Regions from separate parts of the Homo sapiens genome. Here region 1 is linked to region 2. A link is a loop called in an ENCODE intact Hi-C map of the cell type or tissue named here. Cell type or tissue: sigmoid colon. All regions are shown on one strand. Links, peaks and the distances in the headings refer to the core of each region. The heading gives the core; the rest is flanking DNA. Region 1 overlaps CHD9 (chromodomain helicase DNA binding protein 9). Region 2 overlaps CHD9 (chromodomain helicase DNA binding protein 9).

Evidence for each region. Hi-C counts contacts between places; a loop is a spot of excess contacts. Peaks named below come from ENCODE experiments on the same cell type or tissue, not always from the same donor. Only the 100,000 strongest peaks of a DNase experiment are listed, where the experiment ranks them.
Region 1: it touches region 2 in a loop (2.7-fold over the local background); 18 of 110 quality-filtered maps call a loop at or near these places.

What each region holds. Positions count from the first base shown.
Region 1 is chr16:53,153,155-53,166,254 of GRCh38, reverse strand. CHD9 (chromodomain helicase DNA binding protein 9) reads right to left here. Exons shown (of 39, transcript NM_001308319.2): 2 at 8,714-10,329. The coding sequence starts at 10,165. Among named protein-coding and RNA genes, the nearest start is that of CHD9, 100 kb to the right of the region's middle. In sigmoid colon, for the core only: a CTCF peak has its summit at 6,160 (motif pointing right); no DNase peak of the experiment used is centred there.
Region 2 is chr16:53,201,503-53,214,602 of GRCh38, reverse strand. CHD9 (chromodomain helicase DNA binding protein 9) reads right to left here. Exons shown (of 39, transcript NM_001308319.2): 3 at 4,790-5,121. Among named protein-coding and RNA genes, the nearest start is that of CHD9, 150 kb to the right of the region's middle. RefSeq lists enhancers at 5,591-6,178, 6,179-6,768. In sigmoid colon, for the core only: a CTCF peak has its summit at 6,641 (motif pointing right); no DNase peak of the experiment used is centred there; H3K4me3 peaks cover 3,328 bases; H3K27ac peaks cover 1,136 bases.

The DNA of each region.
Region 1 (13,100 bases), core at 2,039-10,038, 47 kb after region 2:
CTGATTCCTGACAGGCAGTACAAAGCTTAACTCTTCTACAATATACTACATAGTTTAATAACTAGGATGTATTTCAGAACTAGCTAATATTCTATAATTTCCCAGTTAAAATAGAACATTTTAATACAGAAGATCTGACAGAAATAACAAAACCAAGAAGTAGTCCACTTTAAGTGAAAAAACAACTGAAAGAAATTCCTAGACAGAATTTCTATTTTATGCTTTGGCTTAGTCAGACAATTAGGAATTCTGAAACTTTTATAAGTAATACCATGCCAAATGCATAAAGATTTAAACAAATTCTGAAAAATAGAGGGATGGTACCTTATAAAAGTTTTAATCATTCAAGGAGACAATCTAAATATTTTATAAGTCATTTTTCTTCTTTTTGCTTAGGGCAAAAGTAGAGTGACAAGTGTTTTAATTGTGCGTACATCTGATGCTTTTTTGACTTAGGAAAAGGTACCATTTTTTAAAATAGTATGCTATAACTAAAGTACCTTAGGAAAAAAAACAGCAAATAGCTTGGGTGTGAGCATTGCTTTAGTTTTATATAGGTTTTCCTCTCTTTTATAATAACTAATATATATAAAATTAACTCTTTCTGCTTAAGATGATTTTCAAATATCTAATGTATTTCAATCGAATACATTAAGTTAGGGTAATTCCTGGAGGTATTAAGAATAACTGTCAAAAATGTAAACATATGAGACCTCCCTTTAAAATTATTTTCATCTTGTTCTAACAGAGCATTCTACCACCACCACCATTACCTTCTGGGGTGGGGGAAATGAAAAGATCCATGTAATTAAAGTTTTTGAGTCTTGCTAAAATATATTCCATCTATCTGGAAAATTTATTCATCTATAACAAATAATTTCCTGACATAATTGGATAGTGGAGGACTTGTCATGTGTTTACCTTTCTTCACCTTTTGTAATTGCCACTCAGGAGCTAAATAGGCAATATGAATGTTATATCCTATAATAAAACCTAAAATTACAACCATAGAATCTTAAGAGTTGAAATAACCCTCCAATTTAGTCCATTTTCCACCTGCTACAGAAATTCTTTCTGTGACATATCTAAGCTATTCCATCTCCCTGCTTTCAGTGAAAAGCTTTATTTCAAACTTCTTCCTTAAATTAAATGACAGTCTGCTTTTCTGTGACTTCTACTTACACGGCCTAATAATGACCTCTAAAGTCCTTCAAAATATTTGAAGATAATTATTGGATTTACCTTTAGGGCATCTGTTGCTATCATCTTACACATAATCTTATAAAAAATGTCAGAACATGGCTGGGAGTGGTGGCTCATGCCTATAATCCCAGCATTTTGGGAGGCCAAGAAGGGCAGATCACTTGAGGTCAGAAGTTCGAGACCAACCTGGGCAACATGGAGAAACCCCGTCTCTACTAAAAATACAAAAAAGTAGCCAGGTATGGTGGTGCATGACTGTAATCCCAGCTACCTGGGAGGCTGAGGCACAAGAATCACTCGAACCCAGGAGGTGGAGGTTGCAATGAGCTGAGATTGCACCACTACATTCCAGGCTGGGTGACAGAGCAAGACTCTGTCTCAAAAACAACAACAACAAACCCCCCCCTCCAAAAAAAAAACAAAAAACAGAACACTTCTTAGTTTTTTGTTGTTATGGTTGTTTTTTGTTTTTTGAGACAGGGCCTTGCTCTATCACCCAGGCTGGAGTGCAGTGGCACAATCCTGGCTCACGGCAGCCTCAACCTCCTGGGCTCAGGTGATCCTCCTGCCTCAGCCTCCTAAGTAGCTAGGACTACAGGTGCACACCATCACTCCCAGCTAATTAAAAAAATATATATTTGTACAGTCAGGATCTCACTATGGTTTCTCAGGCTGGTCTTGAATTCCTGACTTCAAGTGATCCTCTTGCCTCCATCTCCCAAAGTGCTGGGATTACAGATGTGAGCCACCATGCCTGGCCTAGTTGAGCTTTTTTGTTTGTTTTCTTTTGGCATTGGTTCTTCCTCTGCTAATAGATAAACGATTGTGAATATAGCCAGAAAACATGAGAGGCATGGTCTTTGCCACTTAAAGATTCTAAAGCCAGTTTTTAATTTTTCAATGGCAGAAGAGGGAAGAAATCATTTAGTACATTATTGTTAAATATTACAATGTATTAATATGCTTTTAAGTAAAGTGAAAGTTGTTAAGACCAGAAATAATGGAGTCAAATAGGGTTTGAATCCAGTATGGCCATTTACTGGCTGTGTGACTTGGGGTTTATTACTTAACTTCTCTGTATCTCAGTTTCCAACCATGCAGATTGAAGGAAAAAAATCATATCCAAATAAAAGGATGGTTGTGATGGATCAATGTGATAACATATGTTAAGTATTCAGAACAGTGCTTGGCACAATGTAAATGCTATATGTCTTACCTATTCTAATTTTTTATTACTATGCTTCTACTTTAAATTCAATTATTACAGTAATATATGCGATAAAAATATGAAGATATTTTAATCACCTTGATTCAGATTTTTCCAGATCTCAGTAATAACCTTACTTTTATATGGAACTTTAGCAACATTACAATGGTTGCTAAACCATTACAAATTATTCAGCCACTCAAAATCATTTTTAGAAAAATACTTAATGCCATGGAAAATGTATGCATCATATTCATTGGAAGGTTAAAAAGCAATTTGCCAGAAAGTGTGAACTATATGATCTCAATTTTGTTTCTTTAAAATTCAAAAATATTGGCCAGGCACAGTGGCTCACGCCTGTAATCCCAGCACTTTGGGAGGCCGAGGCAGGCAGATCACCTGAGGTCGGTAGTTCAAGACCAGCCTGACGAACATGGAGAAACCTTGTCTCTACTAAAAATACAAAATTAGCCGGGCGTGGTGGCGCATTCCTGTAATCCCAGCTATTTGGGAGGCTGAGGCAGGAGAATTGCTTGAAACTGGGATGTGGAGGTTGTGGTGAGCCAAGATCACATCATTGAACTTTAGCCTGGGCAACAAAAGTGAAACTCCGTCTCAACAAAAAATAAAAAATTAAAAATATGTATATGGGAAATGGCAAAAGGACAAACAAGAGATCTCACTGGAATCTTACATAACACAACAGCAACAGTGATTATCTTTTGGTAATAATATTACAAACGACTTATTCTTCACATTATTTTTGATACCCATTTTTTTATAACAACCATTTATTAAATTTGTCAGGCACCTTGGTAGGCTGAGGTGGGAGGATTGCTGGAGGCCAGAAGTTTGAGTCCAGCCTGGGCAACAAAGTGAGACCTTGTCTCCACAAAAAATAAAAAAAGTTAGCCAGGCTTGGTGGCTCACTACAGGGGAGGCTCAGGCAGGAGAACTGCTTGAGTCCAGGAGATGGAGGCTGCAATGAGCCATGATCACGCCCCACTGCACTCCAGTCTGAGTGACAAAGACCCTGTCCCCCACCAAAAAAAAAAAAAAAAGGCTTATATGTGCTGCTCAAACCTATCTTTCTTTTACAAGTTTTTTTTAAGTTTATAAGTAATGTAAATTTCTCTATCTTCAGGAAAAGAAATAATAATTCAAGGTAATAAACTACAAAATCTATCAAAATACAAAAGGCAATAAAACATTATGTATGAGTATATCTTAAAATTCTATTTCCTGTTTCGAATGCCAGTTCTGCCATCCCTCATAACATGTTTCACTTACACAGAATTTTTACACTAAACTTAATTTACAAACATTGAGAGATCACACAGTGCTCCACATGTTATTTCCACTTCACGAATAAGACAAAAACTAAAGATTCTGCTATAAAGACAGCAGAAAATATTTGTTATGAGAGCAATAAAAAGTTCAGAGTATTATTCTCTCAAAATTCCTTTGCTCCAAAAATTAGAGATGATAAATAAGCTAGTATTTTCCCTATGTTAGTCTTGTACATACTTACATTTGGAAACACTTGCTATAGCTTCTCACTTTTTTTCTTTTTTCTTCCTCCTCCCAACAACCCTACTATTCTTCATCTCCCTCTGGCCTCTCTTCCCACTGTGTCCTGGCTCCTCTCTCTTTTCTAAGCAGTAAAATTCTAGAGTCAAATCAGCAATATTCACTGTTGTTAACAATTGACACATAGTTTAGCGTACGCTGAGATATTTGAAGTGATATCTACAATCACCCCACTATAGTTGGGAAATTTAAAAAAGCAAGGCTGGGTCAGGCACAGTGGCTCACACCTGTAATCCCAGCATTTTGGGAGGCTGAGGTGGATCACTTGAGCTCAGGAGTTCGAGACCAGGCTGGCCAACATGGCAAAACCCCATCTCTACAAAAAAATACAAAAATTAGTGGGGCATGGTGGTGCATGCCTGTGGTGCCAAGCTGCTTGGGAAGCTGAGGCGGGAGGATCGCTTAAGCCCAGGAGGCAGAGGTTGCAGTAAGCTGAGATCTACCACTGCACTCCAACCAGGGTGACAGAGTGAGACCATCTCAAAAACAAAAAAGAAAGAAAAAAGCAAGGCTTAGAAATATTCTTTAAATATTCAACATTCTCACTAAAGCGTTCTAGAATTCTAAATAGATTGTCATCCATGGTTTTTTAAACAGTAGGTTAAAGAATGTCTTGTTTTGGCTCTAACAAAACATACCTCAAAATTATTTTTCATAAACTAAAAAATTATGCCACTTCATTATGTTTAAATCTGTTAACTTTTATACACATGTAGTGATGTTAATTTAGTCTAAAATGAAATTACTACAATTAAGAGAGTTAAAGAAGCCCAACAAAGAACCCAGAAAAAAATTTCTTTCCATAGAACCTGTGGAAGCATCATAATAATATAAGAACTCCTTATTAATATAACATTTCAGCTATGTAGTACCATAACTATACAGAACATGCAAAAATTATATAGGTAAAAAAGTCTATGCTCTGTCAAAATTTGTCATGAATTCCACATATTAAATCATTTGCATTTCATATATTTAAGATGTGTGACCTATAATTCAGTACATATAAAACTGATATGCAACATACAATAATCATAATAATCCTCTCTACCAATCCATCTCTCTTTTTCACTCTCACAATCAACGAATCCCAAATATCACTGTTTAAACTAAGAAGTAATAGGAAACTTGAGAACAGAGTGTTTTTTTCTTTTTTCTTTTCCTTTTTTTGAGACAGGGTCTCACTATTACCCAGGCTGGTAAGTGGAGCAACACAATCACAGCTCACTGCAGCCTCAAACTCTCAGGCTCAACTCATCCTCTTGTCTCAACCTCTCAAAGTGTTGGGATTACAGGCATAAACCATGGCACCTGGTCGAGAACAGACTTTCTTTTCTTTTTTTGTTTTGAGACAGAGTCTTGCTCTGTTGCCCAGGCTGGAATGCAATGGTGTGATCTTGGCTCATCACAACCTCAGCCTCCCGGGTTCAAGCGATTCTCCTGCCTCAGCTTCCCAAGTAGCTGGGATTACAGGCATGGGCCACCACGCCCAGCTAATTTTTGTATTTTTAGTAGAGACGGGGTTTCACCATGTTGGCCAGGCGGGTCTTGAACTCCTGACCTCAGGTGATCCACCCACCGCGGCCTCCCAAAGTTCTGGGATTACAGGCGTGAGCCACTGCGCCTGGCCGAGAATAGACTTTCAGTAAGTCAAAAAAGAATTCCAAACAAACTGCCCTTTATCAGTTTTTGGACATGTGAAAAAAGAACAAGTTAACAAAACAAGAAAAAAAAAACTGAAACAAAAAAGTGAGTGACTTAAAACCGTATTTATCAGTGTAGAATAAGATGATTTAAGGTAGGTCTGAAAATAACTTCTCTCAGATGGAGTGCTCTCTATCTACATGCTAGCATTAGAGACTGCTTTAGTTATTTATAATTATCCTCCATTCATTCCAAATCTATAAAAAGGAGTCCTTACTACTTTTTAAAGCCCGGGAAACATGTTTAGAAATGCATTAATTAAAAAACAAAACAAAAGCAACAAAAAGACATGAATCAAAATGATAAAGTCTTAGGAGAATAAAATGTTTAAAAATAAATCAATAAGCTCTCATAATTTCAAGTATACACTGGACAAAAATGATTGGTCAAACTAGTCAGAAACCTACATACAAAGTAGATAGATGCACCTAAGTTCAATCAGTGGAGAGTTTTCCCAGGGTCCTTCTGAGATGCTTGATCTTCCTCCAGTAGGGGGAGCAAAATCACAATACTCAACTCATGTCATAAAAAGAGGGGGACATGGAGGGTTTATAAGTGTCTTTTAAATGTTTCTACATCTCCCTAGACATTTCAAAAAATATGCTGAAATATCGTTCTGAAATAGAACTAAAGTGGCCGGGCATGGTGGCTCACGCCTGTAATGCCAGTACTTTGGGAGGTCAAGGCCGGTGGATCACCTGAGGTCAGGAGTTCAAGACCAGAGATCAGCCTGGCCAACATGCTGAAACCCCGTCTCTACTGAAAATACAAAAATTAGCTGGGCATAGTGGCACACACCTATAATCCCAGCTACTCAGGAGGCTGAGGGAGGAGAATCACTTGAACCTGGGAGGCAGAGGTTGCAGTGAGTGGAAATTGTGTCAGTGCACTCTAGCCTGGGAGACAGAGTGAGACTCCTTCTCAAAAAAGGAAAAAAGAAATAGAACTATAGTCAATCCAATGGGAAAGACAAAGATTTTTTCTTTTTCAAATACTTCAAGGCTTTAAAATGAAAAATGGATCCCTAAATATTTAATTTCAAGAACTTTGGTATATTTCATTGTCCACAGAATCTCACAGGTAACCAAGGTATTGAAGCATTTTATGAATCCTTAATTTAACAAGAGAATTTTTAAAAACATAAAATATTACATTAATTTTTTATTATAAAAGTAATATGTTCACGACAAAATTGTAGAAAGTAAGGGAAAAACTGCACTACTTAAACCTATTTTCTTCTGGTATTTTTTTCATATACAAATTTTCTTTTTTTCTCAGAGGGTCTGATTCTAATGCCTAGACTGGCAGTGGTGTGATCATGGCTTACCTCAGCCTGGAACTCCTGGGTTTGAGCTATCTGCTCACCTCAGCCTCTTGAGTAGCTGGGACTACAGGAGTGCACCATCATACCTGGCTAATTTTTTAAAAATGTATTTATTGTAGAGACAGAGTATCGTTACATGGTCCAGGCTGGTCTGGAATTCCTGGTCTCAAGCAATCCTCTCACCTCAATCTCCCAAAGTGCTGGGATTACAGGCATAAGCTAACATAACTGGCCCATATACATATTTTCATACTACTATGAAAAAAAGTATAATTAATAAAAACACTTAAGACTGGGCAGAGTGTCTCACGTCTATAATCCCAGCACTTTGGGAGGCCGAGGAGAGTGGACTGGTTGAGTACAGGAGCTCAAGATTAGCCCAGGCAACATGGCAAGATCACATCTTTACAAAAAATACAAAAAAAGCCAGGCATGGTGGCACATGCCTATAGTCCCAGCTACCCAGGAGGCTGAGGCAGGAGGATCACCTGAGCCCAGGGAGGTTGAGGCTGCAGTGAGCCCTGATGGTGCCACTGCACTTCAAACTGGGTGACAGAGTGAGACCCTGTCTCAAAAGAAAAATTAAAAAAAAACAAAAAAAAGTATTAATTTCTAACTATATGCTAGGCATAGTCTAAGCATGTTTACATGTTATAAATCTATTAATCCTTTATTATTTCACATTTTAAAGATGAGGAAAAAGAGACGCACGGAAATTATCTAAGTCAAAGTCACCCAACTACTAAGTAACAGGACCCACAATTCTAAACCAGGTAGTCTGGTATCAAAGGCCACACTCTTAACCTTACTTCACTGTGATCTTAATTTTGAATTACGCTCTTTTCTCCATCATTAACATATTCTCAATGTTAGTGTTCAAAATCTTTTTAGTGCCTATGGTCTATCGTGATTACAATAATGAGCTATGCTTTTTTCAGCTGTCCCTTGTAAGTATATTAAGACAAATATCTTTGGGTATATACTTCTGCTATGTCTGGGTTATTAAAATGGAGAATTTTTATATTCTTTAATCTAGTACCAAATTGCTTTTCAAAATATTTGCATTAATTAACAAAGCCATGTAGGTACCAATTTCACCATAAATTTGTCAGCATTAAGCATTAACATTTAACATGTTTTTCTAATAGGTAAAAATAAAACCATTCTAAATTTATTTTTTATTATTAAAGCTGCATATTATTCTGGTTTTGTTTACTAATTTAATTTCCTTTTTGTGAATTTCAGCTTATATGTTTTATCTAGTTATCAACTGAGGTCTTAAAAGTTTGCTAATTTATAAAGCTTTTTATAGGAATATTAACTCAATGTTAATTGTATTTGCAATAAAATTTTCCCAGTCTGGTTTTTCCCTTTTAATTATGATTATTAAGTTGTTTTTGATAAAATAACTTTCTCTCAAAGGTATTCATAAACATCACAAAAGAAGTCTTAACACCTTATAATTTTCTAAATATAGAAGCTAATCTATTGCTTTGAGCATATCAGTGAATCACTTTCAATACAAGACTTGTAAAACAATATAAACCTATATCAAAATATGTATGTTCACTTAATGGAATTACCAAGTTTGAGAAATCTTGACTATGTTTCATATAAAATTAACCCAATGACTAACAGTCCGCCCTACCCCCAAATCTCCAAAATAAAAGCAAAGAGCTACATACCTGTCGCTGTAAACATAGGTGATTTCTGTCATGTAAATGCTGATGATTAGAAAATGATGAATGCCAACTCCGAGCCTGACTTTGCAACTGAGTCTGAGCCATATCAGAAGGCCGTGTTACCAGATGCGAAGTAAACTGCCGATCAAGGTCATGATCTAAAATGTGACTTGAATTATCTTGTCCGAATGTTGACTCATCAAAGTGAGGAAGAAGACCCTCCTGAAGGAGGTCCTCGGGGTCAAGTCCTGTGAATGGCTCAGTTTGAGATTCCACTTGATGAAGTAAATTCTCTTCTAAAGATGAAAAGCCATTAGTTTCTACATGATCATTGAAATGGCCCATTTGAGTTCCTGAGTCAACAGGATCTGGGAAGTTCATGTGCACAGGAGATAATTTTGAATTGCTATAATTACCCTGAGGATGTGATGAATGCAATATTTGGAAATTATTTGAATTCAATGATGTATTGGGGTTTAGGATATGCTGAGTAGATTCTTGCTTGATTCCTCTATGAGGTGAAAAGGAATTACTTCCAGTAAAATCAGATAAAGTCTGATTTGTATGATTAGATGCAAGAACTGCAGAGGACTGAAGTAGACTGTTTGGTGATATATGATTACTGGAAAAGGAATAATGTGAAGAAAATTGCTGTGAATTACTGACAGAACAAGAAGTCATATTTGGGGAAGGTCCATTAAAATTTCCTTCTTGATGACTGCTACACTTGTGGAAGTGTGCTGAAGGATTTGACGTTTGAGAAAATTGCTGCATTGAAATAGACTGTTGTGAATTAGATGCATTAGTCATCTGTGGTGGGTGGTTAACATTGACTCTATGTGGACCAGAAACATTCATAAAATTTTTAGACTGGCTAAGAGAATTCTGCCCTGGGTTGAGATTATTTCTGTTTTGTTGTGAGCGTAGTGAAGTACACTGTGTTTGTTGTTCATTGGCCTGAAATAAGGCAAAGTCATGGTGTGCCACAAAGCTTTTATTTTGATGCATAGAGTGTGAATGTCCTTGTTGGTGAAAAGGAGATCCATTTTGATTTGAAATGGTAGTAGCTGTCTGATGGCCCCACATTGGACTGCCATCTGATACATCTGGAAACAAACCATTGGGTTGGTTTTGGGGATGGATTGGAGAACAATTAAACTGAGAGTGTGGAGATAACACATGTTCAGCTGGGCTACCAAAAGATTGATTAACATGGTGAAATTTTATTGAATCAAATTGATTTAACTGTTCAAAATCAGTCATCTTCTGATGTGTTGGAGTACCTTGAACATGGTTCAGTGAATCTATGTGCAACGGTTCAAATTCTGCACCCAAATTCAATTCATCAACTAGTGAAACAGGTCCTGGTTGTACAAATGCATCATCTGACAAACCTTCTAAGGTCTCACCAAAAAGATTGGCATCATCAAAAAAGTCCATCATTGGATCTGTCATCTTGAAAATTCTGTAACAATCCGGGCTGTTCACTCCAAATGGAGTATATTCAGCTTCTCTATAGTAGATATTATTGGATCATTTCCGAAGGTCATCAACTAATCCAAAACAGGTCAATATTCATTATTGCTCTAAATAATGACATGTCATGAAGTGTCAAAATCCTAGAAAAAAAGGAACAAAAACAATAAAGAGAAATTAAGTACTGATACATGCTACAACAAAAATGAACTCTGAAAACATTATGCTAAGTGAAAGAGGTCAGTCACAAAATACCACATATTATATGACTCGATTTATATAAAATGTCAAAAGTAGGCAAGTATATATAGAGAGAAAATAGATTAGTGGGTCACCTAGAGCTGGTGGCATGGTGGGTGGGTAGAAAGGACTGGTGATTGGTGAGTGATAGCTACAGGTTATGGGATTTCTTTTGGGGGTAACGAAAATGCTCTAAAATTGGTTATGGTAATGGATAAACAACTCTGAGTATGCTAAAAGCCACTAAATATACACTTTAGATGAATGAATTGTATGGTATCTGAATTATATCTCAATAAAGCTACTTTAAGAATAAAAATTATATAAGTAAAATTATTTTGAAACTTCTAATTTTCTGTTGTATCTTTTAGATAAGGAGGATCGTTTGAGACCAGCCTGGGCAACAAGAGTGACACCCATCTCAGAAAAAATTTCAAAACTACTCGGCCATGGTGGTGTGTACCTGTAGTCTCAGCTACCTGGGAGGCTGAGGTGGGAGGACTGCTTGAGCCTGAGAGGTTGAGGCTGCAGTGAGCCATAATTGTGCCACTGCACTCCAGCCTGGGCAACAGAGTGAGACACTGTCTCAAAAAAAAAACAAAACTGATTTTATTCAATCTAATTACCAACTAATTTTACTTGGCAAGTATTTGCAAGGTAGATCTTTCTGAGAAAAAATTAAGTAGGTGAAGTTACTTTGGATGATTTAAGTTACAGTGGAAGTCTGTGTCTTCTCAAAGAAAATATTTTATCTAATACAACTTTGAAACTTATAACAATGTTAAAATAAGCTAGTAATATAAGTAAAAATTAAGCGCTGGAAAAATTTTAAAATAAATAAGAACTCTAGAGTAGACATATTTTTAAATGACTCAGGAAAAAAAATTTTTTTGAGACAGGGTAAGCTATCAAGATCATTTTAATCAATCAAAATTTAAAACTTCAAAATTTACTGAAATGATTTTTACTGACTCTGTCACAAATGACAACTCTAGAACAGGGGTCCCGAAACCCCAGGCTGCAGATGGAATGGGTGCGTGGCCTGTTAGAAACCAGGCTGCACGGCAGGAGATGAGCAGCAGGTCAGCCAGCATTACTGCCTGAGCTCCGCCTCCTGTCACATCAGCGGCAGTATTAGATTCTCATAGCAGCCCGAACCCTATCGTGAACTGCATATGTAAGTGATCTAGGCTGTGCTCCCTTATAAGAATCTAATTAATGCCTGAGGTGGAACAGTTTCATCCTGAAATCATCTCCCTCCATCCACCACACCCCATTTCCCTACCCCATCCACGAAACCGGTCCCTGGTGCCAAAAAGGTTGAGGACTGCTTCTCTAGAAGATGCATAGTATCATCCACAAAGCTCCTTAATATTAGGGACCTGAAGAAATATAAAAACTAAAGAATCAACAAAACCCTCTGCCTATCCTACATACTTGATACAATGATTAAGTGATACATTGCATATTAAATTGTTTTCCATACAAAAGCAAGATGTTTTTATAATCAGTAATAATAGTAAGTGATGTTTGGTTTGAGGAACAGTCAGCTTTAGAATGTCACAGCTCAGGAAATATTAGTAAAACATTAGTAAAATTTGAAAATTTAAATTTAGGATATCTAGAATTCTTACTTTTTATCAAAAAATTAGGAAGCCCAGATACTTTTGAGTAATAAATATCAATTGAAAGGGTGTTAATATTAAATTAATATGAATTCAATATTGTCCCTTAATTATTTAGGGCTAGCCCTTTAAAAGGTAACAAGAACTGATTAACTCTGTATCCAGTAAGGATTAAAGCAGGTAAGGACTTATACTCTTTCCATTCAGTTGTATATTCATTATTTGATCTGATCTCCCCTTTCCTGGGCACCTTACCAGCTAGCATACAGATACTCACATGCCAGAATAACTGTGTTTCCTACCTACAAGCTGAAGTATTTCTGATCAGCTTTCCTCAATCATATCATAAATAAATCTGGAAATTGGCAAGGTGCAGTGGCTCACACCTATAATCCCAGCACTTTGGGAGGCTGAAGTGGGAGGAATGCTTATTAAGCCCAGGAGTTCGAGACCAGCCTAGGTAACAAAATGAGACCCTTCTCTCTACTAAAAATAAAAAATAAAAAAAAAATTAGCCAGGCATAGTGCATTCCTGTAGTCCCAGCTATTTGGGGGGCTGAGGTGGGAGGATCGCTTGAGCCTGAGAGATTGAGGCTGCAGTGAGCCATGATTAAGCCACTACACTCTAGCCTGGGTAACAGAGAGAGGCCCTGTCTCCAAAACAAACGAAGAAAAAACCAAGGAAATTACTTTTAAAAAGTTTCCTCCACTGTTTTACATTTAAGTTGGAAAATGTTTGATTCTTGTAATAAGCAATAAAAAATTAAAACTCTCCTTCCTCTGCCTTCCTTCCCCACCTACTTGCCTACTCAAAGGCATTGCCCCAGTAATTCTTTCTTCTCTTCTGAGTCATCAATTTGTCCCATTCTCATCTGTATACAAACAAGCTGCTATTTCTCTCATCTTCAAATATCCCCTCTCTTGATCCCATTTATTATCCTTTCAATTTCCTCCCCCTTCTTTCTTCCTCTTTACAACAAACTTGAGGAATCTGTTTAGGTTTATTGTCTTCAATTTACTTGTTGCCATTCTCTCTTGAAATTGTTTTA
Region 2 (13,100 bases), core at 3,356-11,355:
GTTTTGTAATTTACATGCAAGCAGTAAAATCAGCAAAACATTTTATCTGCTTGGCTTTAAAAAAACCGTAGAACTTACAGGGAGACTACTAATGGTATGCCTAATAATAAAAAATTCATAATAAATTTAAACCATGCATTTTGACAACTGCTCTTTCGTTTATCATACACCAATAAACAATTAACACATTTATATTTAATTCGAGCATATATTATTTCAAAATTCCTATTATTTTGAAAACCTTGCAAGCAGGGCTTCATACGTCACTTTATTAACAAGAACTATGAAGTGACAATTTCTAATGATATGTCTTATTTTTCCCTCAGATTTTGTTCATCTTATTTTTCCTTTAGATTTTTATAGATAAGAATGTCTCTCTAAAGACATACATGTGGACATAGATGCTAGTTTTGTTAAAAATACACACCTATGCATGTATGTACATATATATGATAGCACGTAATTAACAAATGTTATTTTCCTCCTTTCTTCTTGGAGGCAAATACAGACACAATATCATTTTGAGATCTAAATTAATGTTTTATTGTTTTTCTTCATAACATGACTTATACTTAATTCCTACTAGAGTTTGATAAATATCTCCAAATTTAGACATGTTCTGTTTTAACTAGAAGTTATTTGTAGTACCTGATAACTACTATTCCTGTAACACATACAAAGGATAATTATGGTTAATACAAAAAGGAAGAGTTTAATCATAAAGGACAATAATTGATTAAATTTACAGGGCTATGAAAACATTTTTAAGTAACCAAAAGCATTCTACTTATGTCAGCCAGAAAATCTATAACAGAAGTAAATTCCAACTGACAACATGGAAACATAATTTAAATGTCAAAGTAATAAATCATAGGTTTAAAAATACTTCTATCGAATCATGTGAAATCCCATTCGATAATCTAAAACCAAACAGGGCCATAAGAAAATTCTACTGGAAGTCCTAGATTCTAAAATAAATCAGTAAAATTCATCCTAACTCTCTAATATTACTAAACTATTAGTTATATCCCTGTGGTTTTATGAATGGATTAGCCTCCATTTCTGTTTTCAATTTAACAGATCAAGTTCAACCCTTTGGTATCATTTAATATTTAACCTTCTTTCCATCCATCCATCCATCCCATAAAATTCATCCCATTCCATTCATGGAGCATCTATTATGTACCTACTATTACTGAAGGAATACTCACTATTTTGTATGAAAGGCAGCTTTTAGAACCTGACTGCCAAGATCATAAAAAACACCAAAGCAGATAAAAGTTTTCCAGGCCTACCTCACCCTTCATTTTGCACCTGCCATTTCCATTTCAACTCACACCCTTCCACATAGCCACAAGCAACTCCTTCAAACTCCAGACACATTTCAAACTGTATCTATCCTAAATGCTACTTTAGCTAACCTGATCAACAGAGGCATGGTCATGTCAAAATAGCCATTAATAAGTTAATCTATTATTCCCCTTAACAAGTAGCAACTGTGTTTTCCTGCTTAATTTTTAAGCTGATCTTATTTAGGAACAGAGCCTTAATGGAAAGAGAACTGAGGTAGCTGAATGAGTGTGGGCTTGAAGGAAGGGGTGTGGCTCCTGGCCTTGGCTTTTTCCTTAAATAGCTATGCTATTTATGTTGTCAGAAAACAATAATGACTAACATTTACTGAACACTAAGCATATTCCAGATACTATTTTGTATATTAATTGATTTAGTCTTCAAAATAACACTATGAGGCAAGTACTATCCTATCCCCATTTTACAGAGGAGGAACCTAAAGCATGAGGATGTTAGCTTTTTGTACAGGATTACACTGCTTGTAAGTGATGAAACTGGAATCTGAACAAATGCAACTGGCTCCAGAGGCAAAGAATTTAACCCCATTATCACACTGTATGCCCACTCTAACTCACAGAATTGTAAAAATGAAATGAGACTCTAAGAAAGTGCTCCGAAAAGGACATTCTATTCTTTGCATTGGAAAAAAAGTTAATCTGTAAAAGTGACAACGAAAAGGTTTCAAGCACATTAGCAAGCAGGGGCAGTATTGCTTTTCTTCAGATTAGTCTTCCTAGATTACATCAAATCACATATATGGGTTAAATAAACACCAACCCTGATGACATCAACCATAAATTATTGTTTACAAATTTAGTTACTTTAAAAAAAATTTTTTTTTTTTTTTTGAGATGGAATCTCGCTCTGTCAGCCAGGCTGGAGTGCAGTGGTGCAATCTCGGCTCACTGCAACCTCTGCCTCCCAGGTTCACGCCATTCTCCTGCCTCAGCCTCCCGAGTAGCTGGCACTACAGGTGCCCACCACCACGCCTGGCTAATTTTGTTTTTGTATTTTTAGTAGAGATGGGGTTTCACGGTGTTAGCTAGGATGGTCTCAATCTCCTGACCTCGTGATCCGCCCGCCTCGGCCTCCCAAAGTGCTGGGATTACAGGCATGAGCCACCGCGCCCAGCCATTAATTTTAAAATTTATATTTTACACTGCTGTTGATTAAGTTGCACTGCTTTCCAAATTAACTAATATCAATAATTTGGTATTAGGAACAGCCCAATTGTCCTAAAATTAATAGAAAAATAAAAAATTTTAAATGAGATGTTTAATTATAAAATGGTGCTAGTTGAAATGATGCAACTGAACTTTACTTAAATGATTCTTCACTCAAAAATTTAAAACTCACCAAATTCAAAATTACAAAGTATAGTGGCTTATTGGAAAGCACAGTAATGAAATATTTCATTGGCTAATACTGGAATTCTGGATTGTATATGAATTTCATTTATTCCAACTATGCCTTTTCCTCCAACATGACAATAATTTTTGTCTTTGACTGATATAAATGATTGACACTGTTTTACTCTAACAGCTTAGTAATACATATGCAAACTTCAATACTACTTATCTGCCTGCGACTTATAAATTCTTCTATCAATTCACTTATCTGCCTGCGACTTATAAATTCTTCTATCAAAAAGGCCTATATTTTCAACAATTTTTCTTTTCTAGCAACTACTCAATATTTTACCATGTATTTAGCCAAAACAAAAAAAAATTTCTAGTACAATTCTTATCGATTTTGTTTTCTAGAATTTGCTACCTCTAGAAAAATTGGTCAATGTTGTGCAATATTAAAATAATTTACTATGAATAATTTACCTACTCCTAACAAAAACACAGATATCACAAAACTAGTCAGTACTCCGCTTCAGTGTTACTACTCCCCTTACTATATTAATTCACTTTTCTAAAAATCTGTGTTTCTAATTTAATTATTTCTAGTTATCTCTTATGTACAATGTTTTTTCTTAAACTAGATTTACTTCTGGTATCTTTTGCCTTTAGCTGTTCCTTCCCAAGTTTGAGGCAAGTAACGGTTAGTGTAACTTTTAAAAGTTTATCAACCAATTTCCTCATTTTATGCATTGTTTTTCAAAACGTTACTCTTCCAAATAGTATTCTACTCTGTCTAGATCTCTGAACAAGTTAAAACTGGAAACCCTTAATTATATTAAATTTTGGTTCAGCAAAAGACTAAATATGGGATTTCCTGAATTAAAACTGGGCAGAGCTTTGGAAAAATAAGTTACTTTCATACCTAAAACCTCTAAAAAAACAATAAAAGAAGTAGAAATCTTTCAAATTTCATTTTAGCTGTCTGCAAGTAAAATGCAAAATCAATATGATTATTAATCTATTATAACAAGAGAGCCCATATTATTTAATCGTTTGGACCTGAATGACATAAGGACCAAACTAAATAATTTGGCGGTTACATTTAAAATGCTAAGAATTCATTTGATTTATAAAATTGCATTAGTTCTAAATATCTATATAATATATCAACAATTTCTGAGCAAATGAAGATTTTCACAATAAAGACATTCTTTATTGCGGACTTTTTGTGAAAAAGAGAAAAGTTAGATTGACCCCTTTATGTCAAATTTCCACATGAAGTCCTCAAAAATAACCAGTCCTGAAAAAACAATTCTAAACTATGTTGGCTTAGTTATGCTTACCCTTGCATGCTAAGCAAATACACCTATAAAGCAAATTATAACATTTACTGTATTTTATTTTTTGAAAATATTTTGGATAAGCAGTAAAATACATAGGATTAATATATCCTCCTAGAGCAATTCTTTGTCCTTATAATTCTCTTGGAGCATTAATCCTCACCTGGCCTCTTTATTACGTAAAGTAAATCAGACTATATGGAAGTAAATCAGTAAGAACTGGCAACCACTTATTGTTGATTTATATGGTATTAGTGTTTTTTTTTTTTTTTTGCCATTTCATTCAGTCCAAAGTTGTGGTTTTATTAAGAAAATATTACATTTCATGTTTCCAAACTATGAGTGCTCAGTGAGGCACAAGTACAACCAAGAGAAAAAGAATCTTATAAAGAATTTCAATGCATGCTCTGTAAAGAAAGTGAATATGAAACTGGCACAGCAATATGGATTTCATTTTGTTTGTTTTTATCCTTTTCCTGATTCGTATACTGAAATATTTTACTACTTTAAATCCCTTTTAATAATATTAACATACAAAAAGCTACATTCTACATTCATAGAACCATAAAATTTGGGAGATCCTGGAATATTATCTAATTCATTCGGCAATGAAATAAAGCACACATAGTAGCCAACAATTTAAAACTCAAATATGGGAGTAAATATACTCAAATCAAAAGTAGATGGTTGGACAGTTTGAACTTTAACAGAACATTGAAAGGAATTAAATTTAATTCTTAACCAACTTACCCAATTTTTGTCTTCTCTTTTAACTTAGAACATGTTTTTGTTTTTTTGCTGTCTTTGTCCTTTGGCTTGGATTTCATCCTTCTACCTTTCTTTTCCTCTTTTCCTTCAACTGAAGCAGTAGGAAAGTTTTCAGGGCTCATTACTCGTGGAATATTGCGTTCCCCACGCTCCTTTGCTTTTGCTATGGCCTCTGATATTATACGATTAGCCTTTTCTTGCTTGCTTTCTGATTCCACCTTTTTTCTCTGCTTCTTCTCAGACATGACCCTCACCTGGGTATTCTGCAACTTAGTATATGTCCCAGAACCATCGCTCTTCTTGGAAGATGGAGGCTACAGAAACAAAAATATTTTTTATAGAATATACCAAAGTACATCTAAAACAATTGTCACAAATATCTGAAAATCTTAAATTATGTTTAGAGAGGTAAAATTACATTAGCAAATATGTGAGTGCTACAAACAAATTTAAAACATTTTGCTTATCAAGAAATTAGTACAGATATAAACAGCTCAATTGCTACTTTTAAAAATGAAGGTTAAAGAAGAATAATATAGATTCATTGATATTTTCATAGCATTCTTGGTTAGTTGATTCAAGTTTTGTCCTGTAAAGATAGTTGATTCAAATTTTATCCCATAAATATTCTGTGCATTTGGAATAAAAGTCTTTTCTTTCCTCTTCCCTCCAAAATTCTGAACATTAATAAATTTTTAAATAATTTTAATTTAGAATTACTCCATACAGTTTATTATGGCTTTTAGAAAAATAAAACCTCTGCTTTACGACTACAACCTGAAATCATTTAATATTTAAGTGCAGCAACATAGCTAGTTAGTAAACAGACATTCTCATACTTAAAATTAGAGAAAGTTTTAGTTTTCCCATGAAAGAGTTAAATGTGAAAATTTTTTTTCTTTTTCTATATCATAATTATTTTGCTCAAGCAATTTGGGAAATAAACAAGTTTTACAGTTTTACATTAAAATTATTAATATTTAGCAATATCACAGGAAGCAGATCAAGAGCATTTTAAAAAGAATTTCCTCTTCAAACACGCATTCATCCACATATACTTAGATCACAGTTTTGTTATGTTCTTACCCGTAAACATGCCTCTGACTATACCAAAGGAAAAAACCATCAGGAATTTCCAAACACATTTTCATGCTGATTCCAGTGTGCTTCACTGGATATTTTTTCTATACCTGCCTCATCAAAGGTTTCATAGCAGCACTGCAGCACTGGGAAAGGAAGGAGGGTTTAGAATTGCTCACTAAAATGCCACCTTAAGGCCTACAGGCTATAACAAATAACCAAGACTCGAGGAAACAGCAACAAGCTCAAGATGGCGATGCAGTACGACTCCCGTAGCAGCAGCCAGTAATAAGGAAGGTTATTCAATCCCATTAGCCTTTTAGCCCAAAGAACCCCTCCTCCTCCCACTCATTCAGGCTTTCACTTACCCTTCCTCTTGGCCTCTTCACTGAAGACATTTTTGGCGTCAGACAAAGGCTTGCCCTCTGCTTTTTCACCACCCCAGGCAGTGCTCAAGAAAAAAGCATTGAAAGAAGATTCCTAAATGGCCTATTTAGCAAGCTGCAACCAAGAGATGCACAACCCTCCACAAATACACATTTTGATTTATCAACACATTTCTGCCTTGGCAAGTTTATATCTACTGTTCATCCTATTTAGGTATGAAAAAGGCTGTAAACACTCCTAAAAAGCTGAGTTTCCTCAATAGCTGTAAGCAGATAGCCAGATTCCAACAAAGCACAGAAAGAAATGAATGCACAAAGCATCAAAATGCATCAGCATGAATATTAGAGATGTCGTTAAAAATACTGACTCCTTCTGCGGAAGTAGGCCAGCAGATGGTGCTACCAGTTATTATTCCATTAGACTCTGCAATTTAACCCCCAATGGACTGTTCTTCCCTCCATGTAACACATTAACTCTCACTCTGCCATTTCCTGCAGTAAAGTTTTAAAAAATATACATAAAAATCTGATTAAAAAAAAAAATCACCTGAGAACTAAACTGTGGTAAAATGGCATTATGTGGCTATCAATATTTTAAAAAAACAAAATCTAAAGCAATTTTTATTGGAAAAAAATACTTTTCTCCAAGATACTCTAAAATATTTAAAATATGAAATAGCTGAAGATTAGCAAAGGGTTAAAGAGGTCATGCAAATGAACCCAAAATAAGTTTAAGAAGTTAGATAAGGTTTCTTATAATTTTTCTAACAAAAAGCTAACAGTGTTATTTTGAAAATACAGAAATGAAGCTATTTTCATTTGAATTATAAAAAGAAGCTTAAAATTTTGAAATGAACAAATGAGAACTGTTTATAAAGATTACTAACAATGTTAAAATTGTTTCATCGTCTTAACATGGATGAATACATTTTTTTCGTAACATAAAAAACCTTTCTGACCTTTCCTCCTAACCTTCTATTTTAACTGCACTGATGAGTTTTTCAGGTAAAACTGTAGGTTTAGTTCCATAGCAAGTCAACTTGAATTTGAACATCAGTACAACTTTTCTTTCTATAAAAATTGATTCTATTTTAGTAAGCAATGCCCTTAAATCACTAAAACAAAATTTCACTGCTTTAAAATTCAAGTTTACCTCTTTCATCAATGCCATTTTTTCAGTTGGTCCTGGTTAGTCATCTGATATCACTATAAAACAACATTGGGTTCTCCCCTCTGCCCCTTTTAGGTACCAAAGGCCTCAAAACAGAAACAACACTATCTAAACAGGGCTCTAGAAAGACCCATCTGGATGGCATGAGAGATTAAAGGCAGAGGACAAGTAAGGACGAGGAAAGGATCTGACTTGAGATGTCATCAATGTGAAAATAATAACAATAATGAGATAACACTTACAGACTACTTACTAAGTGCCAGGGATTATTCTATTTTACATTTAATAACTAATGTAATCCTGATTAATAATAGGGTAATAACAGTGATAATGGAGACAAGGGGCTGGCTAATGAGAGAAATACTCTGATAGTAGCATTACAAAGAGACAGAATGGAACTGAGAGAGCAAACAATTACAAAAATCATTATGACAATAAGAGCTAAAATGTAGTGCTTACTATGTACCAGGCACTATTCCTAATATTTCCTATATATTGACTCAATCTTCAGAACAACCCTGTAAGATAGGTACTACTGTTATTCCCATTTTATATGAGGATACTGGGGGATAGAGAAATGACTTGCCCAAGATCACACAGCTACTGAATAGTGGAGCAGGGATTAAAAGACAAGGGGGTCTTGTTAGGGAGACCACACTCTTAACCATTATATTTTAATCATGTTTGGTTCAACTATCATAATTTACAGAGTTTAATTTGAGGACAAAGGAAAGTAGTAACATTCTCAAAATTGCAGAGATACCAAATAATAAGGCTAGGATGGTTTTTTTTTTTTTTTCCCGGTGCCCTTTCAAAAGTGTAGAAATCAACTAGACAGAGGTGAGGCATGGCTGAGGAGCAGGAAGAGCCAGCACTTGGTTTCTCGACCAAGAAAAGGTAAAAGAAGGCCAGGTGTGGTGGCTCATGCCTATAATCCCAGCACTTTGGGAGGCCGAGGTGGGCGGATCACCTGAGGTCGGGAGTTCGAGACCAGCCTGACCAACATGGAGGAAAAATCGCCTCTACTAAAAATACAAAATTAACTGGGCCTGGTGGTGCATGCCTGTAATCCCAGCTACTTAGGAGGCTGAGGCAGGAGAACTGCTTGAACCTGGGAGGCGGAGGTTGTGGTGAGCAGAGATAATGCCATTGCACTCCAGCCTGGGCAACAAGAGTGAAACTCTGTCTTAATTTAAAAAAAAAAGTAAAAGAAATAGGAAACCTAGTTGAGAAAGAATGTGTATGTGTGTATAACAAGTTTAATTCTTTTCATACTGAGTTTGAAATGGAGATCTCTAGCAATTTGAAATTTGGGACTGGATCATCAGAGAGAGAAGTCAGGGCTGGAATGTAAGATGCAGATCCTCCTGCTGTTTTCTTCCATTACCCTTATAATTCACTGACACTATTCAAAGAACCTAAGAGGATTTCCAAAACAACTCACTTCTCTTATAAAGTTTTTCAATAGATTCTACTACCTGACTCAGAATCCCAACTGTTTAATAAACCTTAATAAATCTATGATGAAATATTTCCTCTGCTACTAGAATACAGCATTTTAAAACCATATTCCCACAGAATATCAACAGAGGTGTTAAGTAACTGAACATTTTTAATGTTGGTCATTTCCCAATTCACACACACAAACATACAATGTTATGGTTTTTCTGCCCTTCCCCCCACCATCTAAGCAGTCATCAAATTCTGCCAAATCTACTTAATTGTATTTTTGGTTTTTTTCCTCTTCTAAGTCCCCACAGCTCCTGCTTTATTAACTTTCTACTTGTTATACTGTGGTTATGTAGGAAATGTTCTGATCTGTAGAAAACATATACCAAAGTCTTTGGGGATGATGGATTACTAGGTCTGCACCCTATTCAAATGGAGTAAAATAATTTATTTGTACTATGCTTGCAATTTTTCTGTAAGTGTGATAAGTTTCAAAATACAAAGTATTTAAAAATTTAAAATAAAGTCACAGGCCTTGCTCCCCATGAGCTTGTATGATTAAAATAATAGGTCGGGCGCGGTGGCTCATGCCTGTAATCCCAGCCTTGGGGAGGCCAAGGTGGATGCATCACTTGAGGTCAGGAGTTCTAGATCAGCTTGGCCAACATGGTGAAACCCCATCTCTACTAAAAATACAAAAACTAGCTGGGCATGGTGGCGCACGTCTAATCCCAGTTACTCAGGGGGCTGAGGCAGGAGAATCGCTTGAACCCAGGAGGTGGAGGTTGCAGTCAGCTGAGATCATGCCACCGTACTCTAGCCTGGGCAACAGAGCGAAACTCTGTCTCAAAACAAATAAACAAACAAACATATAAACAAAAAAATACATAAAAGGCACATATATTAATATCATATCCAAATATTCATTAAAAAAGAAAACCTATAGTACAAGAGATGATATCATATGTGATATGTTATTTTGATAGCACCTGGAAGGAATATATGGAAGACTCTATATATCATATTTCAGTACTGGGGAAACTCAAAGATTTATAGTATAAGTGTTTGTCAAAGACAGGTCATGACCTAATAGCAAGTCATGATACACATTTAAAGGGTCCAGACAACTACTAAAAAAACAACAACAAAACAAAAACAAAAAAACAAATAGAGTAGAAGAGGATAGTGTCAGACCCTTATGCATGCACTTCATGCCTCTAATAAAATTATAATTTTTCACACTACCTGTTACTCGCCTTTTCCTTCATGAGGAAAAGAAGCGAAGAGATTTGGGCAAGAAATTAGAGGTTTTAAAATCTGAGTGGGGACTTAGGTCCTTTCTCCTCTGGTGAAATAATTTCACATGTAACCAACAGCCATATTGGGAAATTCCTCCATTTCCAATATTTCAGTTGTATTAATAAAATTACTGGATCACTAGTGTGTGGATATAAGTAGAAATTATAAATTTTCAAAAAGAGAAGGGAAAAATGATCACATGACCACTGTACACTCAGAGAACAGGTTCCTCTCCTGGCAGGCTGGGGTGGTGAAGGTTATACACACACACACACACACACACACACGTTATCTAGATAAAGAAACATTCTACTTGACATAAATGTGTGTGTGTGTGTGTGTGTGTGTGTGTATATATATATTTTTTTTTTTTTTTTTTTTTTTTTTGAGATGGAGTCTTGCTCTGTCGCCCAGGCTGGAGTGCAGTGGTGTGATCTCGGCTCACTGCAAGCTCCGCCTCCCAGGTTCACGCCATTCTCCTGCCTCAGGCTCACGAGTAGCTGGGACTACAGGCGCCCGCCACCACGCCCGGCTAATTTTTTTGTATTTTTAGTAGAGACGGGGTTTCACCATGTTAGCCAGGATGGTCTCGATCTCCTGACCTCGTGATCTGCCCATCTTGGCCTCCCATAGTGCTGGGATTACAAGCGTGAGCCACCACGCCTGGCTCTACTTGACATATTTTTAAAATATGAAGAAATGCAAGGTCCCAGATATAATTCCTTAGTAAAAATAAAACACAGAACAATAAATTTTCAACAACAGAGATATAACTGCATTGTAGCTAAAATTCTCCCAACCTTTCTCAAGAGAGAGGAAGACTCTTAGGCTTTAGGCTTGGAGGACTAGGTGGATAGAAGTTTCAATGGAAGAGGACATAAAACAGAAGATAGCAAGCCTTGAGCAAGAATGAGTTTATCTGCCTAGAGAGACAATGTAGAATAACAGAAGAGAACCAGTGGTGAAACCCAAAAACAACAAGTTCCAGGAGCTAGCAGATGAAGAGGAGCTATTGAAGGAAAACAACAAGAAAATGCAAGAATGGTAAGGTAAGTATCAGGAGACAGTGGTGCCATGGAAGCCAAGAAAGGAAAGAATTAAAACCTCTGCAGTCAAAAGGAAAGTATCTTAAAGTAATTTGGTATTATAAAGATAATTTAATAAGGCATTTTACTTCTCTTAAATTGTTTATTGTAAGCTGGTGTACTGGTTTTTAGTCTCCTTATTTTTAAAATAGAAGCATAATAATTATTTACTTAAATATTCATATTAAATCAACCTAAAAACAATAGATTTGTAGTTAATTTTAGTAATATGTGTCAAACATTAGTATGGTGGCTTCTTTTGATTTTTATTTAATGCATACAACATTTTTCTTCAAACTATCAATAAATACATGTTTAAAGAGAAAAGAGAAAAAAACTGATCCAAGAGCAAATTATAATGTCAAACTTTTCCTGAATTTTACCCTTAGATTTGTTTTCAGAGTTTTTCATGGAAGTGGAACAATTATTTCACTTCACTTTCTTCACATCTGTGAACTACCATGCTCACAAATTAAAAGGTTTATTTTCGTCTTGTGACTCGCAGTAGTACCCAGGTTTACAATTTTAGATAACCATGACATTCCTTTTTTTTTTAAGTGTCATAATCTTAATTTGCATTGATACAGTAATACTTTTTAAGGGTTGGCTTTATTTTAAGCATCCACATAAAAGTCCAGGCAAACAGTAGATGTTCATACAAGTTTTGTTTCTTTTTTAAATACAAATGTACATCTAGCTTACAGGAAGCACAGGGAAAAAAGGAACTTGTTAAATGCAATCAACAAAATCCAGATGTAATCAGCAAAATGGGGATGTAATCAGTAAAATCCAGAGTGTAGGAAACTCCATAGGACAAAGGACTCTATTTCTTCAACAAAGAAACTGTAAGAAACAAAACAGAAAAGGGCAACCACAGAGTAGATGAGACTTAAGACTAATTGGAATGACAAAACAGAAAAAAAAAAAAAGAGAGAGAGAGAAACTTAAAAGACCTCAACAAAATGCAACATGTGGAGCATTGCATTTGGTTTATATGTTTTCTAAGTTTAGATATTGGCCTGAACCAGCCAACTGTAAAAATAAATTTACTTAGCAACTGGAGAAATAGAAACCCTGACCAGATATTTGATTATATGAGAATTATGGTTATCTTTTTTAGGTGTGAAACTGGTTTTGTAGTTGTGTTTTAAAGACAAAAATCTAATGCAGGCATGGTGGCTCATGCCTGTAATCCCAGAACTTTGGGAGGCCAAGGCAGGAGGATTGCTTGAGGCCAGGAGTCCAAGGCCAGCCTGGGCAACATAGCAAGACACAATCTCTTAAAAAAAAAAATTTAAACTTAGCTAAGTGTGATGGTGCACATCTGTAGTCCGAGTTGCTTGGGAGGCTGAGGTGGGAGGATTACTTGAGCCCAGGAGCTTGAGGTTGCAGTGAGCTATGATTAGCCCCTGTACTCAAGTTGGGTTGGGTGACAGAGCAAAACCCTGTCTCAAAACAACAACAACAACAAAAAAAAAAACCTCAAACTGATCCCCCCAAATTTTTGCCTTTTAGATGTATAAATCAATGTATTTTTAGATGAATGATAAGACTAAGATGTACTTCAAAAATATCCATGGAGGGGGTGGCTATATTCATTAGATGGTAGTACAGATGCAACAGTGGCCATATAAATTGACAGCTGTTGGTGGCTGGGAGATGGATATTCTACTTCTGTGTCACTTGAAATGCTATATAATAAAGAAATTTAAAAATTTATATTCTGGAATAACAAGTAGTTTGGCATGACAAGCAAAGGAGATGCCTGTGGGAGAATGATAAGCAACAAGGACTAAAATATAACAGACTAGATTATCAACGGT